Regions from separate parts of the Homo sapiens genome. Here region 2 is linked to region 1. The links are chromatin loops, found by intact Hi-C in ENCODE. Cell type or tissue: PC-3. All regions are shown on one strand. Links, peaks and the distances in the headings refer to the core of each region. The heading gives the core; the rest is flanking DNA. Region 1 overlaps ANKRD28 (ankyrin repeat domain 28). Region 2 has its middle 37 kb from the start of MIR3134.

Evidence for each region. Hi-C counts contacts between places; a loop is a spot of excess contacts. Peaks named below come from ENCODE experiments on the same cell type or tissue, not always from the same donor. Only the 100,000 strongest peaks of a DNase experiment are listed, where the experiment ranks them.
Region 2: it touches region 1 in a loop (7-fold over the local background); 1 of 110 quality-filtered maps calls a loop at or near these places.

Annotation. Positions count from the first base shown.
Region 1 is chr3:15,768,019-15,770,944 of GRCh38, reverse strand. The region is part of intron 2 of ANKRD28 (ankyrin repeat domain 28); the gene reads left to right. Among named protein-coding and RNA genes, the nearest start is that of ANKRD28, 28 kb to the left of the region's middle. RefSeq lists a silencer at 1,916-1,965. In PC-3, for the core only: no CTCF peak of the experiment used is centred there; a DNase peak (open chromatin) is centred at 1,774; H3K4me3 peaks cover 1,298 bases; H3K27ac peaks cover 2,068 bases.
Region 2 is chr3:15,659,186-15,662,111 of GRCh38, reverse strand. It overlaps a transcript of BTD not described here. Among named protein-coding and RNA genes, the nearest start is that of MIR3134, 37 kb to the left of the region's middle. In PC-3, for the core only: no CTCF peak of the experiment used is centred there; no DNase peak of the experiment used is centred there; H3K27ac peaks cover 1,831 bases.

The DNA.
Region 1 (2,926 bases), core at 307-2,806:
GCTTTATGCAATGGCTTGCACTAATAAAAATCTTCAGGTTTGCTCTCCTTCTCTAAGACACTCTCACCATTCTACATAGTTACTACAGGAACTGCCATGTTAATCTTCCCCTACTTTCAGTTAATATAGAAGTAAGCATTAAATTTATGAGCAAATTTGGTGAGCACCAAATTAAGCCAATCAGATATTCTTCCGGGAGATTGAATTAAGAGACTTCTCCTTGGGCTGCTGAAGTTCTAAGAGTAAATATCAGGAGTTGGGATGGCTTATTCCCTACCATGAAAAAAAGTGTTCTGTGAAGACAGAAAAAGCAGCTCATGTGCAGAGAAGAAACAGAGACAAAAGTGTTTCAAGTGTTTGATTTCAATTGTTCTTACGACCTAGCCACATGCCTGCCTTTCCTCAATTTTGGTTGTTCAGTGCTCAATTCCATTAGATGCTTCAGTGTCCTTCCTTTAAATCGATTTTGCCTAAACTGGTTTAAGTTAGATTTCTGTACCCAGTAATGCTATCTAATATATATATATATATGTATATATATGTATTCAATACATAGTAATTATTAAGGATGATAATAGAAATGTGGACTATTTATGATTTTTCTTTAAAGTTACATTGCTCTGATAAATGCTAATGATATTTCATATTATAATCTGAAACTTTAAGGTTCCACAGAGGTTTTCAAAGTATTCCTTGGAGGAAGAGGATCATAGCATGCATCTTGGAACTAGTTTTAACAGTTGTTTTACAGTTGTCTGTCAGAGGTAGTTCTAAAATGTGCTTCATTCTCATACCCAAAGTCAATATGGAAGTCTTCTACAACCTATATGGCAAGTGTTCTCCACTAACATAATTTGTTAAATCCTTTCTAGTGCCTATAAGGTACATAACTTTTTTTTTTTTTTTTAAGTTAGACCAAGGCTTTTTCAATGGATGTGGAGTCCACTGACAGGTGTTCAGTGTACTCTTCCTTGCTCAGACCATACTCACAGTGCATTATCTATAACTTCCATTTTGAGTTTCTGTAGCTGATGTGAGAAATTAGACCCTTAAGAAATAATCTTAGGGCAAAACCCCTAAGGTTTTTACTGTTCACTGTTTGCCTTAGTGTTTCCAATTGTCTCAGCCATACCCAATTCAATAGCACTTCCCTTTTTTCAGTAGTTTGCTTTTATTGATTCTTCAGTTGTGGTAACAAACACAGCTTACCCTTGATAAACATACCCCATCATGGGAGCAAAACTGTGTAGGCTTGTTAGTGGTAAACTACTAGTCAGAATATTTAATGTGCCAAAGTCATCTATTAATTTTACTCAGGAAGCCGAGGATATTGGTTAATCTTGTGAGTCAGTTAAATAAAGATTAAGAATTTTTTGTGTTTTATAATTTTAGGTAACCATTTAGTGGGCATTTAAGTTGTTACTAGCATTTTGCCTCCTACAGTGATTCAATAAATATACTTAATCATTTTATCTGGATATGTAGGCTTTTTTTAAAAAAGCCTTAAAATGGAATTACTGTGTCTAAGGGGATCGTCACTTTTTAATTTTAATACATTTTGGTGAAAGAAATCTTAAATATTTTATTACCTAATTTTCAATGTTTAACTGTAGTAAAATATGATATATAAATTCTTTCTTTCAAAATTAGCCAGTTGTATTTCTCCCTTTTCTTCAAATTGATTTGCAGAGAGGAAAAACTGTGTTCATATGAATCATAAAACACATTAATGGGATTCGAGAGGCATTGAGTCATAGAATTCCAGACATCCCTCACACACAGATGACTCACTTTCTGTGTTGTTGTGCTATGTGTGTGGTTTATCTGGTGCAATAGATGTTTCTCAGTTTGACTAAATCTGATCATATTTAAACACTCTAGGAAGTTTGCTGTGTTAATGAGTAACACTGAAAAGCCTAGGCAAAGTATCCTTTCTTTTAAAAAAATGACTAAATTAGGACACATCTTTGCATGTATTCTGTTACTTTAGTGGTTCTGTGTTAGCTCTTTCAACAATTGTTGAATAATTTCTGTGTAGAGCATTCTGTTTCCTGGGGTGGTATATGTTGGAATAAAAAACAAGGTCTTGTGCTAATTGTGGTGAGAGAAAGAACCCTTAGCTTACTGAACAATTTAACATTATTGGCACTATATCAACCTCCCTTTACTGGAACACCTGTTACTATTTTAAGGACAAAAGCAGCATTAAAATTATAGGAAGAAATGTTTGAAGAGACCAGTGATAATTATATGTTACACACATTTGCCCCCCTGCCCCACCGCCGCCCCCCGCCAGAGAAGATCTTGCTCTGTTGCCCAGGCTGGAGTGCAATGGCATGGTCATAGCTCACAGCAGCCTCAAGCTCCTGGACTCAAGCCATCCTACCTCAGCCTGCCGAGTACCTAGGACTACAGGTGCATGCCACCAGCCCAGCTAATTTATTTACTTATTTATTTTTTTGTAGAGATGAGGTCTCACTATATTGCCCAGGCTGATGTAGAACTCCTGGCCTCAAGTGATCCTCCCACCACAGCCTCCCAAATGTTAAGATACGTCTGTATAATAACATCACATACTACAGCTAAGCCTTTTTTGGATTGCCTGTAGATATTTAATCCTTCTTTTGCCTAGCAAGCAGGTTTTTACTTTAATTCTCAATAGCCCAACTATTTTTTCTTAAAGTAATTAAGGGATTCCTAAACAAGAAAATTATTACAAAATGAAGTATAATTTTTCATTTGTTTAAATCTTGAAAACTGTATTAGTATTCTAATATGGTAAGAGGCCCCCCAAATATACTACCTACTTTAAATAAGTTTATTTATCTTAATAGCATGAAAGTCAGTGATCCAAGCTAGTAAGGCAGCTCTTTTCTGTAGGATTATTTATTCCAGATCTTGTTGCTTGACAGTATGCTAGTATATT
Region 2 (2,926 bases), core at 221-2,720, 110 kb after region 1:
AGCCAAGAATAGCCAACACAATATTGAAGGAGACGAATAAAATGAGAGGACTTACACTACCCAACTTACACTACCCATACTATAAAACTACAGTAATCAAGACAGTGTGGTATTGGTCAAAGAATGGACAGATCAGTGGAACAGATAGAGAACCCAGAAATAGACCCACATAAATATAGTTAACTGATCTTTGACAAAGGAGCAAAGGCAATGTGACAGAGTGAAGACAGTATTTTCAACAAATGGTGCTGGAATAATTAAGACAACTACATGCAAAAAGTGAATCTAGACACAGATCTTACATCCTTCCCAATAATTAACAAAATGGATCACAGAACTAAATGTAAAATGCAAAACTATAAAACTCTTAGGAGAAAATCTACCTGACCTTGGGTTTCACAATGACTTTTTAGATATAACACCAAAGGCACCACCCATGAAAAATGATAAGCTAGACTTCATTACAATTTTTAAATTTCTGCTCTGTGAGACACTGTCACAGAATGAAAAGGCAAGCCATAGACTGGGAGGAAAAAAATTGCAAAAGACGGATAAAGAACTATTATCCAAAATATACAAAGAACCCTTAAAACTCACAAATAAGAACACAAGCAACTTTTAAAATTGGACCAAAAACCTTAACAGGCATCTCACCAAAGAAGATACAGGTGGCAAATAAGCATATGAAAAAATGTTCCACACATCTCATCAGGGAAACAAAATGAGATGCCACAACACACCAATTAGAATGGTGGAAATTCAGAACACTGACAACACCAAATGCTAGTGTGGATGTGGAGGAGCTCTTTTTCTTTTTCTTTTTTTTTTTTTTTTTTTTTTTTTTTTGAGACAGAGTCTAGCTCTGTTGCCCAGCCTGGAGTGCAGTGGCATGATCTCAACCCACTGCAGTCTCCACCTCCCGGGTTCAAGTGATTCTCCTGCCTCAGCCTCCCGAGTAGCTGGGATTACAGGCATGCACCACCACGCCCGGCTAATTTTTGTATTTTTAGTAGAGACGGGGTTTCACCATGTTGGCCAGGCTTGTCTTGAACTCCTGACCTCAAGTGATCTATCCTCCTTGGCCTCCCAAAGTGCTGGGATTACAGGCATGACCCACCATGCCCAGCTTGGAGGAACTCATTCATTACTGGTGGGAACGCAAAATGGCTCAGCCACTTCGGAAGACATTTTGGTAGTTTCTTACAAAACTAAACATACTTAAACCATATGATCCAGCAATCCTACTCCTGGGAATTTAATATGGCATGCTGGAAAAGGCAAAACTATGGGGGCAGTAAAAAGATCAGCGGTTGCCAGGGGATATGAGGGAGGAAAGGAATAGGCAGAGAACAGAGGATTTTTAGAAGAGCAAAGTTACTCTGTATGATACTTTAAACAAAACCACCTGTAAACTTGCCACTAAGAGATCATAAACACATAAATTGGTTTTATATTTTCCAAATCTATAACTATGAATATGAGTCATTTTTAAATGGAGTCATATGTCCGGTTTGTAAATTTTTTATTTGCTGTAAATTTCTGTGTCAACACATTGTATATAAACACAATAAATGTGATCCTTGGTGGCTTCTTAGTGTTCAATTGTAAGACATTGGATATGTAGGCTATTGTGTTTTAACATGGATTCAAATGAAATGAAAAGCAGAGGGTTCTGAAACAAGACTAGACCTGTGTCTGGAGTCGAATCAGAAGTGGAAAAGGTCAGTTTTCCTGAGTTGTAATTCCCTTCATGGGTAGCAACGGATGCAGAGAAAACCACATGAATAGCAGCTAAGGTAAAGCACCTTTCCGTATGGCTGGGACAGTATTGCCACGAGTGGGAGGCAAGAAGGAGGGAGCACATGGGCTCTTGGAGCCAGTTGGTCCCAGCAGGAATTCTGGCTCTGCCACTTCCTAGCTGGGTGACCCTGGGCAAATCTCCTAACTTCTCCCCACCACAGTTTTCTTGTCTGTGAAATGAGGACCATAGTACCTCCCTCATGGGGTTGTGGTAGGAATTAAATGAAAAAATACATGGGAAGTGCCTGACACCTAAGCGTCCAGTGAGTGTTAGCTTTTCTTATTCTTGCTTATATTTTCCATTGGGTTTATGAGAAGAATTAAATGAAATAATAAACAGTCTAGAATCTGAACGCTGTCACTTTTTGGCTGTGTGACCTTTGGGCAAATAATTAAACCTCCCTGAACCTCAGATGTCCTATCTATGAAATGATAGGACAGTCATTAGTAGGATGACCTATCATAGGATAAAAGGAAAGTCATCCTACTGATCTCACAGCACTGTTGGAGATTGAAGGGAAGACTGCATATAAAGGACTTGGCACACTGCCTAGTATGTGGGACACACTCCTGAAAGGCATCTTAGAAAAGAGGGATTTGCTGCTCTGACATTCAGTTCCCTAATCTACATGGTCATCTTAGAGTGAATAGAAGTCGTTAATGATAAGGAAACGAATAAAAAATTGAAATATTAACTCTGTTAGTCTGGGTCCTCCAAAAAGCAGATGTCAAGACAGTTTTAAACATGCAAGAATTTTACTAGAGAAAGCGCCTATGTGAAAGGAAATAGAGATGATGGAGCCAGGGGTGGCTGGAAAGCTGTCAAACCACAATGCAAGTCTAACCCCAGTGAAGGAGATTAAGATCAAAGGTTGAGTGGGAACATCCTACCTGCCATGTGTGTCTAATGAACATTTGGCAAAGCACTTGGGAGTCTTTGAACTGAAGTGAGCCACTGACCTAGAGTGCCCCCCTTCCCAGGCATGGATCTGCCTTATTATCCCCCCCACACTCAGTCATGGATGAGAAGCCATGTGTGGAAGCACGACCTTCATTATAAGCACAGCAATGGATTTCAAACTGCACCAGGAACCCTAGGTCATTATGCTTCCTAGAGTAGGTGTGT